3 separate regions of the Homo sapiens genome follow, and regions 2 and 3 are each linked to region 1. Evidence: chromatin contacts called from ENCODE Hi-C or POLR2A ChIA-PET data. All regions are on one chromosome and are shown on one strand. Each heading gives the region's core, a stretch centred on a gene start or an enhancer-like site at or near the end of the contact. The rest is flanking DNA. Distances are from core to core; before and after follow the strand shown. Region 1 holds the start of TRIM24 (tripartite motif containing 24). Region 2 holds the start of NUP205 (nucleoporin 205). Region 3 holds the start of MTPN (myotrophin).

What was found. Hi-C counts contacts between places; a loop is a spot of excess contacts on that map. ChIA-PET counts read pairs that join two places held with the same protein, here RNA polymerase II (POLR2A). Pooled maps may share reads with other maps.
Region 2: a loop to region 1 is called in a map with no recorded cell type, with 14 times the contacts of the local background. The contact joins the promoter of NUP205 here to the promoter of TRIM24 in region 1. A Hi-C loop is called at or near these places in 1 of 37 single-sample maps with no recorded cell type and 6 of 50 pooled maps. POLR2A ChIA-PET finds 5 or more read pairs at or near these places in 1 of 52 experiments (naive thymus-derived CD8-positive, alpha-beta T cell).
Region 3: a map of B cell shows a loop between it and region 1 (26-fold over the local background). The contact joins the promoter of MTPN here to the promoter of TRIM24 in region 1. A Hi-C loop is called at or near these places in 2 of 168 maps with a recorded cell type or tissue (B cell and naive thymus-derived CD4-positive, alpha-beta T cell), 4 of 37 single-sample maps with no recorded cell type and 14 of 50 pooled maps.

The regions. Positions count from the first base shown.
Region 1 is chr7:138,457,832-138,462,303 of GRCh38, reverse strand. TRIM24 (tripartite motif containing 24) reads right to left here and starts at 2,045. Exons shown (of 19, transcript NM_015905.3): 1 at 1,392-2,045. The coding sequence starts at 1,755. RefSeq lists silencers at 1,174-1,653, 1,684-1,933, 1,994-2,383 and enhancers at 1,894-2,676, 3,080-3,590.
Region 2 is chr7:135,556,005-135,560,476 of GRCh38, reverse strand. NUP205 (nucleoporin 205) reads right to left here and starts at 2,560. Exons shown (of 43, transcript NM_015135.3): 1 at 2,505-2,560. The coding sequence starts at 2,532. RefSeq lists enhancers at 1,850-1,969, 2,040-2,099, 2,160-2,209, 2,590-2,719.
Region 3 is chr7:135,975,519-135,979,990 of GRCh38, reverse strand. It overlaps MTPN (myotrophin), which reads left to right and starts at 2,632. Exons shown (of 4, transcript NM_145808.4): 1 at 2,632-2,962. The coding sequence starts at 2,891.

The sequences.
Region 1 (4,472 bases), core at 796-3,295:
ATTGGACAACGTAAAGAGAGCCAGTTGACATCTACACAGGCAGTTCCTTCTCTACAGGAGAGGAACCCTAAGCTTAGGGAACCCTAATCTTTTAAGATGGGCAGTAAGCATGCCTACCCTTTCGCTCCAGAGGGAGACGTTATTCTTATTATACTGGATAATATGTATCCCCGCCTTTTGCTCTGGTGGAAGACACTATCTCTATCTTCCAAGGCTGCTCTTTAGATAATATCCGTGAAAAAATAGAAACAAAGGGCAGTCAGTATCTCGCTGGCAAGGGTGCTGGCAAGAGTGAAGAAACGGAGACCCACGGAAAACTGTCTCCTACAAGTGGATACTGCTCCTAACATGCAGTCAAATAAATGAGTCTCAGCCCACAATCTATTTGAAGTATCCATTTCATACGCCCCTTGACCTAGCATAATTACTTAATTAGCATTTTATTTCAAACTAAATCAACTATTTCCTCTAAAAAGTATTAAAAATGCTTTTCCAGTTACACTGTATTTTTAAAAAGGAGGTGCTCAAATATTTGCAATAATAAAATTTAAAAACCGCCAAGTGTTCTACCCGAAACTGTACTCAAACTTACTTTAAATGTTTCAAACCTGTCAAAGTTAGCAATGGAACACCTGTCAAAAGTCTAATTTTACAGTAATAAACACCACAAAGAGAACAGTAACTTCCAGCTTTATCTATAAAATACCAGAAAACCCAAATCACTTTGTATTATTTCTCTTCGCCGTCTCAAAATAAAACCTTTGAAAGAGACACACAACAAAACAACGTCTCTTGGTTCCTTTGTCCCCAGCAGAGGAGAGGGAAGAGAACTGGGAACTCATTAAGGTAAAGAGCCCCAAACATGCAAGATAAGAAATAAATGACATCCGATCTGCAATCAATCATCAAAGAAAGTCACCATCACTTCATCTTCATCCCTCCCTTCTCCCCTGCAGCTCAAATAACGTGAGTATAGACGAGATGATCAGGATCATATGGACCTGGACAAAGCTTTGTGGAGGCAGCGGGCGGGTAGCAGTTAACTGGCTGCAGCCGGCAAAGAACCCGAGATTCCGGCTGCAGGAGACTCCGACAGAGGTCTGCAAAAGTGCGAGTGGCAGGGGCCGCCCGGCTGTTGAGAATGCGGAGCAGCGGCGGCGGCGGCGGCGCGGTCAAGTCCACAGCGCCCGGGGAAGTTGCTGGCCGAGCGCGACACGCCGCAGAGCGCGGGCCCTCCATGTCACCGTCGCCAGCACAGACCCTCCTGCTCGCCCCTCCCCCGCCGCGCACCCCGGGCGGCGGCGACATGACAGCGGGTCGCGCCGCACAAGGGCGCCCGCCCCCTCCTGGCCCTCTCCCCGGGCTCCCCAGCGGCCGCGGCCGGTTCTCACCTTGGGTGGCGAACGGCGACGAGCCGCTGACCGGCGAGCCGGGGGCAGGGACGGGTGGCGGGGTCTCGGCCGAGCCCAGCATGGGCGCGGGCAGCATGAGGTAGCGCTGGGGCGCGGGCAGGCAGCGCTGGCAGAAAGAGTGCAGGCAGGGCAGCAGCTTGGGCGCCCGGCTCTGGATGTTCTGGTGGCACACGGCGCAAGTGTCCAACAGGTTGAGCCGGGCCGCCTCGCCGCCGCGCTCCGAGTCCGGGCCCTGCCGACTCTCGGCCTCGTTCTCCCCGCTCGGCGCCGCCGAGGGCCCCCCGGAGGCCGCAGCCGAGGCCGCTGCCGCCGCCGCCACCGCCTTCTCCACCGCCACCTCCATTGTCCTGCCCTTGCCGCCGCCGGGGAAGCGAGAGCGCGGTCTCCGCCCGCCGCCCCCGACGACCTCCTCCTCCTCCTGCGGCTGCTCCTCAGAGGCCGCTCGGTGGACTCGCGGCAGCGCCAGCGAGGGAGGGAAAGCAAACCGGGCGGGGGAAGCCTCCTCAGGCCCACGGGATCCGCCTCCCGAGTGGCGCGGCCGGAAGGAGGGTATCTGTCAGCGGAGACCGTTCCTCGCACCGGGGAGGCTGCACCCCGTCCGCTTCGCCAACCGCCGAGGCGCTCGTGGAATACGCCCAGCCCGCCCTTGCCTCCCCGCCTTTCTCTTCATCCCCCTGGCCCACCTCAGGCCCCGCCCCCGCCCCCGCCCTCCCTCTCCCAGCAACTGAGGCTTCGGTGTGGAGCGCGCCGCCCAATAGCGGCCGCGCCTGGCGAGGGGGCGGGACCTGTTGGAGCCCGCGAGGCTCCGTCGGCCGCGGCGGGAGGTTGGGAAGTGGGAGGTGCTTGCCCAGCCCCGCCCCCTCCGGACGCCTGAAATCGCGGCTTCTGATTGGGCCTTTGTGTATGTTTCCTCCTCTGAAAAGATTAAGGGTTCATTTGTTAACGACCATCCGCCTGATTCGGTCCGCGGTGTTAGCTCCTCCTAGGGGGCGGGACCTCACTTGTCTACTCAATGCCGTTAATTAAGTAACTGCTTGGAAAACTGATTTCATTACTGGAGACCTGGTCTTGTAGGAGGAGTAAATATGGTCGGAGGGTCACAGGAGGAAGGAGTGGAGGTACTGAAGAGCAAACAAGGAAATAATTTTTTAAAATACTGTGTGAAAGAGGTACTCTGGAGGCAGCAGGGATATTGCAACCTAATTTTACTCATCTCTAGAATGAATGAGTATGAAGAATAAGGGGGGGAAGTTCTCGTGCAAGTTGGAAATTTTTAAAGGGTTTCCCCAATGAAAAAGGTGAAATTAATTTTTAAAGTCAGTGATTTGCTTTTTAAGTGACTAAAAGTGGTTCGTTTTCCCAGGAATTAATACAGATTGACAAATGTTTTTATTGCATAAATATAGCATCATTAAGCAAAAATAAACCTCAATACTGTTACCCAAATAATTCATAACTTCAGGATTCTTTTGTATTTCCTCCCTCCCTCTTATTTTATTCCCTCCCTCCCTCCCTCACCTCTCTACGCTGATATCAGAAGTTACGCACATTTTTCACTCAAAAAATGGCGCAGCTTTTAAGGAACTTGAAGAATAGAAACGGAATGAAGGAAACAAGATTTTGTAACACGTAACTTTAAGAAGTATTTACCTTTTTTTTTTTTTTTTGTCAATACTAATGAAGCGGTACTGGACTTTAGAGAAAGATGGAGTGGGTCATGAAAGGCTTTGCTAAAATCACAGTTTTCCTGGAGGACTATATGGGATGGCAATGGGGGAGGGCTAGGCAACGTAGCCTTCCTTCAAGACCTTGCCCTTAAACACAACCTCCGTAGGCCTCAAGTGAGAGGTTCTTTTACTTAATCACAAGACATTCAACAGCTCTTCCCGCCTCCCCCACCCATTGGTTCCTGTTTAAGCTTGGGATTTTTTGTTTGTTTGTTTTTTTGCATGGAAGTAGCTCTTAAACCTTAGTTTGCATAAGAATAACTTGAGAAGCTTAGTGAAAAACAGGTGCTTGGGCCACCTCCGTATTCAGTTATTCAATTTTGATAGCATCTCAAGTGATTCTGACCTGGGTGGGTCCAGAAACGGAAGTCTGTCCCACAGGTCTTCACCCACTCACAAATCTCTCCACGATTTCGTCCGTATATGCCTCTCAAGCTGAAGTCGCCGCGACTCTCATGCTTCATGCTGCAGCAATTGTAAGGCCACCCTGCTTTGTACACGCTGTTCCCTTTGTTTTAGTTCCTTCAAAATTCTGACTTATCTGTTATCCCCTAAAGCCACCCCAAAGTTGAACACTCCTTCCCCAGAATTCAAACCATATTGTATATTTTTGAAGCTACACCTTGAAAACATTCACATAATAGGAATGGAATTTTGTATTCAAAAATCAACTCCCTTAATATGCTAAAAATTCATTACATAGGTGGTATACAGGATTCAAGCCTACTAAAGACAAGTCCCTCTTATTCCCCAGATGATGGTGGTAGGGAAGGAAAACTGAGAAGTAAAATTGAATAGGCTGGTTTTGAAAGAATTCCATGTAATTTGATCAAACCCACTAGCTTAAAGTTTTTCAAATCACCATGGTTTTACAGAAAATGATCTTCCATCGTTTTAGCCTTCCTAATTTCACATGAGTAAAACAATCGTACATTGTACTTTGTTCACATATATGGAACTTCAAGTCCAGAAAATGAATTTACTGTTTGTTTTTCTTAATCATATGATTTCTTTATTTGGATATTGTTGCCCTACAAAGCGTGTTCAAATATATTTCACAAAGATCCACACTACCAATAGATTACTCTTCCTTAATTACAGCTCTCATCCTATGTCCCTCCCTTATCCCATAATTTTCTGTGGCTCTCCACTGCATCCAAAGCTCTCCACAATTTTATTCCCATCTGATCTTCTTGTCTGATGTTACTGCTTTCCCATATCCATCCTGTGCTTCCGCCTAATTGGATGATGCGCTGTTTCTTGTTTCTTAACTGCACCACTACCACCACCTATGAGAGAGGAGATCAAAGCTGTCTGAACTGGAAGAGAAGGG
Region 2 (4,472 bases), core at 1,311-3,810, 2.9 Mb after region 1:
ACCAGCTCCTGACTCTTGGCTTTTAAAAATGTTTCCTATGTTGCCAATTAAACACTCCTGACACAAGGCTTTATTATACAATGTACACTCTTTGCTGCTGTTGGCAACTCCTTTTCCCTCCAATGATTTGTTTAATAATTATAATAGCTTAGGGCGAGTATGTACTAAAGGAATGTATATAGGCCAGGCACAGTGGCTCACGCCTGTAATCCCAGCACTTTGGGATGCCGAGGTAGGCGGATCACCTGAGGTCAGGAGTTTGAGACCAGTCTGGCCAACATGGTGAAACCCCGTCTCTACTAAAAATACAAAAAAAATTGGCCAGGCGCAGTGGCTCACACCTGTAATCCCAGCACTTTGGGAGGCTGAAGGGAGTGAATCACGGGGTCAGGAGCTCGAGACCAGCCTGGCCAATATGGTGAAACCCCTTCTCTACTACAAATACAAAAAATTAGCTGGGTGTAGTGGCGGGCGCCTGTAATCCCAGCCCCTCGGGAGGCTGAGGCAGGGGAATCGCTTGAACCCAGGAGGCGGACGTTGCAGTGAGCCAAGATCGTGCCACTGCACTCCAGCCCGGGCAACAGAGTGAGACTCCATCTCAAAAAAAAATTAGCCAGGCTAGCCAAGCATGGTGGCGGGCGCCTGTAATCCCAGTTACTTCAGAGGCTGAGGCAGGAGAGTTGCTCCAACCCAGGAGGTGGAGGCTGCAGTGAGCCGAGATCACGCCACTGCACTCCAGCCTGGGTGGACAGGATGAGACTCCATCTCAAAAAAAGAAAAAAAAAAAAAAGGAAAATAAATGTGTATACCTTGCGTACTGGCTCACACCTGTAAACCTACCACTTTGGGAGGCCGAGGCAGAAAGATCGCTTGAGGACAGCAGTTCGAGATCAGCCTAGCCAACATGGAGAAACCCCACCTCTACTAAAAATACAAAAATTAGCCCAGCGTGGTGGCACATGCCTGTAATCCCAGCTACTCAGGAGGCTGAGGCAGGAGAATTGCTTCAACCTGGGAGGCAGAGGTTGCAGCGAGCCAGGATCGCGGATCGCATCACTGCACTCCCGCCTGGGAGACAGAGCAAGACTCCATCTCAAAAAGAAAAATTAAAAAATAAAATAAAATAGAGAAATGTATTATATACAACCACACGTTAAGCATATCTAATTGGGAAGGAAGGACCGCAATATTAAGCATGTAACTTCATTACTAACCTTCTAATATATACGTCTAATATCATAAAATGAATTAGGTTGTGCTTAAGCAGTAGCACTAAGTAGTTTAAGCACCTAAGACTGACTTAGATCATTAGATGTTTAACTCTGGGGACATTACGTAACTATTTGAAGCCTCTATTTCCAAATCTGTAAAACGGAGTATGTAACAGTAACTACTCCAAAGGTGTATAAACGGGAACTGAATGAGATAAGCACGATAATAAGTGCAATGCTGGGATATAGTATGTGTTCAGTAAACATAGCCTTCATTATAATTTATCATAGCTTTTCTGAAATGATTTGATTTACAAAACAGATTTAGACAACTTTTCAAGAATATCAGTCCTGTGGAAAATAGAACCAATACTTTAAAAAAGAGTCCTTTTAAGTGAGATTCTCACAAGCATTTACCACACAGATATACTCTTAATCTTGCCCGCGAACTTCAGAGCATCTCAATCGAGGCATTAACATTCTAGGCACCAAATTATTTTTCCGGACTGCTCTGACCATGAAGGACTTTCTGCATCCTTGCCCCGCCTACTATGCGACAGCAGTGTACCCCAGGAAATATGACAATCAAAATGCACTCACTCATTCAAACACCACTGGAGGGCGGTACGGCCCGAATTGAGAATCACCGAAAGAGGATCCACCCCAAATCTTCCAGAGTTCCTTTACTACCTTCTAGATTCAATTCCACCCCGAAAATCTACAGCTCCAAAGGTACAAGAACATCCAGGGCCTAACCACATCCGCAGGGTTAGAAGACGTCTGCTGAAGCCCCGCCACCCTCTTCCTGACCACCTTTCAGATGGCCGACTTCATAATAGGGAGTATTCGCTGCCTGCAAGATCTCCCACCCTATAAGGAACTCCGACGCCTACTTTCAGCCTCTGCTCATGGCTGGAAAATATCTCGGGTCCTCTGGCTTCACTGTGGAAGACCTGATGCGTATTCCAGCGAAATCGGGACCACAGACGCACAGTGAAACTTGGGGGTGAGGGGGACCAGACTCAGCCCTGGGCTGTGAGAGATTACACACCTGGGTCCAGCGGCCCAAGCCTCACTGCCTGGAATCTCAAACCCCAACTCGAGGGCTGGAGCCGCAGCACCGACGCGCGCCATTCAAACTGGGGAGGGGTGGGACTCTAGGCCCAGAATTAGGGAAAAGCAGGCACCGCACATAAGTGGGGTCCTAGACTCCGAGAAACCTCACGGTCTCGTCTCTCCATGAAGACCTGGTTATCGCTCAGCTCAATCGTCTTTCTGTCTGGCCACACTTACCCGAATTTACCGCCAAAGGCGTCGCCATCTTAGAGGCGCACTAACAGAGCCCTTCTGCCGCATGGAGGCCCCGGGAAAGGGTGAGGCTGACCTGAGCGAAGCCTGAACAAAAAGGCACCACACTGTCCCCTCCACGCTGGGCCGTCCCAGGCGTACAAAAGGCTCCAGAATCTGCTCTGGGTCACAAACATCAATTTTCATTGGGATTATTCCCATTCAAATAAGGCGAGGGCAACCACTTCAGAGACACGAGGTCCTCGATCCGACGTTCATCGTGTAGTGCATCCTGGGACTTGTAGTTTCTAATGATGAGTTGGTTAAGTGGAGAGGAAAAAGTAAAGTGGAATAGAAAAAGATATTCTGAGAGTAGTTATTAAAATGACGCCCATTTATGACATTATAAAAGCCGTAAATTCAAATCATTATCTCCGCTTCAAGTTAAATCTTCCTTACAGTGGGGAGTGAAGTAAGGTATGAAGTGTCTACACCTCAAAAAGCCACTGACCGGTTACAAACTAAGTTTCCGTGACATTTCAGTTTACCAAATATATTCTGTCAACATAGTTGCGTAGAGCGAAACAAATCATAATTTTTAATTATAAAATTTTCAAACGGATACAAAATTAGAATAGCAAACACTCAGCATCAATAACGTGGCCAATTTCCCACCACGGCAGCCCCAACCCACCCTTACCACCCCAACACCCTCCCCTCCCCACCCCCCGCCCCCGATTAGTTTGAAACAGATTCCAGACATATCGTTTCATAATCACCAAGTATTTTTCTACCTGAGCACCCAAAGTAGCTGAACTCTTTCTTCAGCTGTTAAATTTTAGTTTGCTGATTTTCAAACTAAAATGTAAATAATCATTGCTATTTACAGCTATGTATTAAGAAAAATTTTATAGCCATTATCTCATTTAATCCCTGCAAACCATTCTATTGGGAAAATGATATGATTATAACTATTTATGTCAGAGACGCTCCATGTGCCTTACAATCTCATTGTATTAACTCTCCATCATTCCCATTTCACTGTTGGAAATCAGAATCAAATAATTTAGACAAAAGCATAGAGTATGTTAAGAATATCCAGAACTGGCAGGGCGCAGTGGCTTATGCCTGTAATCCCAGCACTTTGGGAGGCCAAGGCAGGCGATCACTTAAGGTCAAGTGTTTGAGACCAGCCTGGCCAGGAAGGTGAAACCCCGTCTCTACTAAAAATACAAAAATTAGCCAGGCATGGCGGCACGCACCTGTAACCCCAGCTGTTCGGAAGGCTGAGGCAGGAGAATCCCTTGAACCCGGGAGGTGGAGGTTGCAGTGAGCTGAGATCATACCACTGCACTCCAGCCTAGGCAACAGAGTGAGTGAGACTCCATTTAAAAAAAAAAAGAATATCCAGAACAGAACATTTATTCTTTTGAACAAATAATATCAAGTGACACAATGTACATTAGGTTTGAAACACAAAAATCACTGGTGATTTTTTCTAAAAGTCATTGATATATAGAGACAAATGCCAAACTACGATTAAAGTGGTTTTAAGGAGTGAAGTGGGGAAGAGAGAAAGTAAACGCAAAGGAATTTTTCAAGAAGTTTATCATGAAACTGAGAAGAATACTGAGCAGGAACTTGACAGGAAGCGGCATTCAAAGATTTCTCTCTCAGCACAGCTATTACAAGCCTTTCCCTCTCCACATGCACTTTTTAAGCCCACACGCTTCCCTCTCAGTAGATAACTTTGCTTTCTATAAAGTAACTCTTTAAATTCCAGCAACTCCTCTTCACCTGTCATTACACTTTACAAGCATTCTCTCACAGGCTTCTTCAATTCGTAGCAATTGGGATATTGCCATCATAAGCCCCTCTAAAACTGCGCTTGGTATGTTTACCAGTTATCAGTCATCAAATTCCATGGGCACTTTTCTGAATTATGATAGTTATAGGCCGGGTGCAGTGGCGCAC
Region 3 (4,472 bases), core at 1,383-3,882, 2.5 Mb after region 1:
CACCATGAATACTTACCAAAATAGGTAAACAAAAAAGATAATTAAAATACTTGTGACATGTGCTGTAAATGGGGGAAAAGCTGGGCCCTGTAAGTAATTGAAGGACCTATTTAAAGTGGGTGGTCTGGGAGGTCTCTCTGAAGGTTTGCATTGAAACCTCAAAAGTCAGATGGAGTGAACAAGACTTAGATGAAGAACATTCCAGAGAAGAAACAAGAAGCATAAAGGCCTTAGGGTGGAATGAGCTTGGTTTAGCTTGAAACTGACAGAAGACAAGATATTTCAAAATCAAAGAAACAATGGGGGTGGCAAGGGACTGTCATGAGATAGGAGATACTATCACCTACCATCAGCAGTCAGTGCACAGAAGGCCCTGAAGGCCATATCAAGTAGTTAGGATTTTAACCTACCTGCAATAGGAAGCCTTTGAAAGGCCTTAGGACAACAAGTGCATGTTTAAGTTTTAAAAGAGTAACTCCCAAAGTGGGGAATTATCTAGAAAAGGATGAGTGAAAATAGGACACCAACAGGGAGGCTATCATAGCACATAGCATCATAGCAGTGTAGACAGAGATGACAGTGACAGGGATGGGGGATATGTGAGGGTGCAGGGAGTAGTAATAGTGAAGATGGCAAGAAATGAACAAATTTAAGACATATTTTGAAATATTTACTGATGGATTGAATAAGAGAAAAGTTGAGAATGGGAAGAGTGATTATGACTCCCATGTTTCTGGTTTTAGTGATAGGGTGGTTGGCAGCGCCATTTACAGAGATATGTGGGGGACAACTAGGTTTAACATCTACAGGAGACCAGATCCTATTCTGGACATGTTAAGTTTGAGAAATCCAAATGAGTAAGAAGTTAAATATAAGAATAGATCACATAGGAAAAGTCTAGTTAAAGATTTTTTTTTTAGATGATCTTGCTCTGTCACCCAGGCTGGAATGCAGTGGTGCCATCATAGCTTACTGTGGCCTCAAACTCCAGGGCTCAAGTAATCCTCCTGCCTCAGCTTCCCAAGTAGCTGGGAAGGCAGAAGTCCGCCACTGTACCCAACTAATTTTTTTAATCTTTGTGTTTTGTAGAGATGGTGTCTCATTTTGTTGCCCTGGCTGGTCTCCAACTCCTGGCTTCAAGCGATCTTCCAGCCTTGTCCTCCCAAGGTGCTAGGATTACAGGCATGAGCCACTGCACCCGGCCAAAGATATAAATCAAGAGCTCTCAGCATGATGTAACTCAGAAATCACACAGGTGGGAGTGTGTTGGAGAAGAGATGGAGATTCTAGGACTTGCCTAACAAATTCCCCCTTGAGATTTGTTTCCAGAAATCGTATCACTATTGGGTATGTGGATTTGTATTTCTAATTATCAGGGAGTAAAATTAACAAATGACAATCTAGGTAGATGTTAATATTTGGAGGGATTTCTTCTGATTTGAAACCCATTTGCTATTCTACTCTAAATGATAGCAAAAAAAAAAAAAATACATTTCCAAACACTATTGACATCCCCATTTTACACAAGTGGAAAACTGAAGCAGAAGGGGGTTCAGTAACTTGCCCAAGAAGACACAAAATTAGCAAGAAGTGGGACCTGTATCGCAAACTAAACAATTTGGCTCCAGAGTCTGTTTGGAACCCCTACACTGTACGGCAATGGTGGTAAAGTAGCTTAGTTAATGTGTTTAGTGGGTTACAAATAATAGATTATATATATGAGTTTTATATATAGTAATAGTTATATATGTATATATATTATACGTATATTTCTAGCTCCAATAAGAGCTTTTATTGGATCTATGTTCATGTGCGCATGCCTGGATCATTAGGGTTGTGAGGAACAATTCAAGTGGTAGCTATGCACTATGGCATTACAACTAAACCCTAGGAAGAACAGAACTGACTTCACCAGAACAGTCCTGAAGTTTCAAACCATTAAAAACAAACAGTAAATTTAAAAAACGCAAATTGTACTAGACAGTTTGGTTTGCTCCACTTTACGGCATCAAACTGAATGCCTGGACGTCATTTGCTGGTCAGGAAGATGAGTTAATTTTTTTTTTCCTGCCACACACTTAAGTTTTTTGCTCCAGGGAACATTATACATAGTGTTAACACACTCAATTTACATTGTAGTTTTAGTGTTGAAGATTTCCTGGAGGGCAGGAATAGCGTTATTCCATCGTTTTTAGCCCAGTCAGACTGGATGACGGAGAGAGGGAGGGGTGAAAAGGAGGGAGGGAAGGGGAAAAGGCAAGGAAGAAGGAATTCAAATTAAACACTCTTCCTATACATTTTTAGAAGCTGAGCAAGATGCCCTCCAAGATTATGTTTTTTAAAAAGTAAAGTTTTTCCCATTAATGGTGGTGCAGAAGCGTCCTAATCCCATCGAAAGTACTCTCACTCTTCCTCCATTCGCTGTCTTGACCTCCCCCGGGCCTCCTTCATTCTGCCTCCCAGTCCCGCCCACTTGTCGCCGGCTCCTACCCTCCACTCTAGCCTTCCCGGCAGCCTGTACATTGCGCATGCGCACTAGTGGCGTTCGCGCCGCGGACCCAGAGAGAGGCGTTCCGCGGAGGAGAAGAGGAAGAGGAAGTTGGGGGAGGGTCCTAGCGGGGAGTGAACCGGAAGTGTAAAGGTTCCTGCCTCTCCTCGGCCAGGCGGAACCTCTCTGCTGGGCCCGGTGGCCGCAAAAGAACTTTCTTTCTCCCGCCCGAACGGTCGCCGCGGCCAACTGCCTCGCCCGCCTGGCAGCCTAACCCTCCTTCTCTTCTTCTCCTCTCCGGCTTCGCGCGGCCCTGCCTCCCTCTCGCCCGGCGGCATCCGCTTGCTGCTGCCACCGCCTCCTCATCTTCTGCCCGGCCAACCGGCCTGCCCCGCTGCAGTGATGTGCGACAAGGAGTTCATGTGGGCCCTGAAAAACGGAGACTTGGATGAGGTGAAAGACTATGTGGCCAAGGTAAGCGGGGATGAGAAGAGTAGGCGAGAACACGGAGGTGGGCTGGAGATGAGGCTGAGGAAGCTGATGGGAGCTGGACTGCGGGGATGGGGGTGGGCGGGAGGAGAGACTTCCTGGGTGGAGGCGGCACCAAGGAGAGAGGGGCGTCTAGGGAGGAGCTAAACTGAAAGAAGGGTCCAGGTAACTTGGTAGCGTTCTGTGTCAGGTAACTGCTGCGTTAATACAGTTAGGCGCTACCTGACTTCCTGGCCTCTTGGGGGAGGGGAGGAGTGGTGTCTGGCTCATCCAGAGTTTCTTCTGCGCACTGATCATTTGAGTTTGGCCCTCTTCTACACCAAAGTTACTTAAACCTTTCTTTGAATGAGGTAATTCTCCATCTTGGACTTACCCATTACTAAATGAAGTAACCTAAGTAATTAGGATCAGAGGAACATGTTTTTTAACTCTCGGCCTGGTGTGAAGTTGAAGAATTCATTGACCGTGAAAAGAGTACCGAAAATAGAAATAGTTAAAATTCTGAAACTGAGTATCACTTCACTGTGGTGTCTTAACTTTGGGTGTGGCCTTTTTCCTTTCCCCCACCACAACAAATACATATTTGCTTCAAGTGGTAAGGTTGTCAACTGGCATCTGGGAATGTTTAAGGTATCTGAATAGTTTTTAAACAAGCATGTTAACTTCAGTTATTCCATTCTTCTCCCTGATTTCACCTGAAATGCTTACATGTGTAGTAAATAGCAATGCAGTTTAGTGGCAGTGTATTTGGGGGGTAAAATCATGATGAAGAAAGACAAACTCAAACCTCAGCCCCAAATATAAAACTGAATCGACATTGTGGCAGAGTGGGAAACTTAAAATTCCAAGCTAGCCTGTCTTTCCATCCTGAAACTGTGCCTTTGTAATTATGAGAGAACTTAACATGTGATTTTAATTTAGTGATAATCTAAAATGAATCTTCCAAAACAAGTATAATTTTATGACAACCACGGATGGCATCTTGCTCACCTTCTAAAAGTGTGAGAACCCAGTCTAGATTTTAACTCTTCAAAGAATAGGACCTGACCTGGGTTTTTGCTTCAGAGGCTGTGTTAGGAAGCAAGTAAGCGAAGCAGTTTCTTAAAACTTACAGGATTGTGCAAGGCAAACTGCTGAAGGTTTTTACTTTATTTAATGCCATTACAATTTAGACTTTTTGGATGCTGCTTACCTGCTTAGTTTTTTGCAGTGGAGTTTTAGGACAGGCTGTCTTCTCGTCACTGCCTTCTCAGCTGGTAGCCAACTGAAACTTGACTTATTGGCTATTTCAATATAAAGCTAAAAGGTAGAAATTATTTGGTACACTTACCAGTGGTGGGACACTGCAATACTCTGGAAGTAAGTGGGCTTTTGTTTTCCTGTCATGGTGGAACCTAGGTTGTTTGATATACTTGAAATACAAAAAGTTGATTAAGTACTAACTGAACTTACAGCTACCAAAATAACACAATGTATTTAGTGTTTTCCTGACACA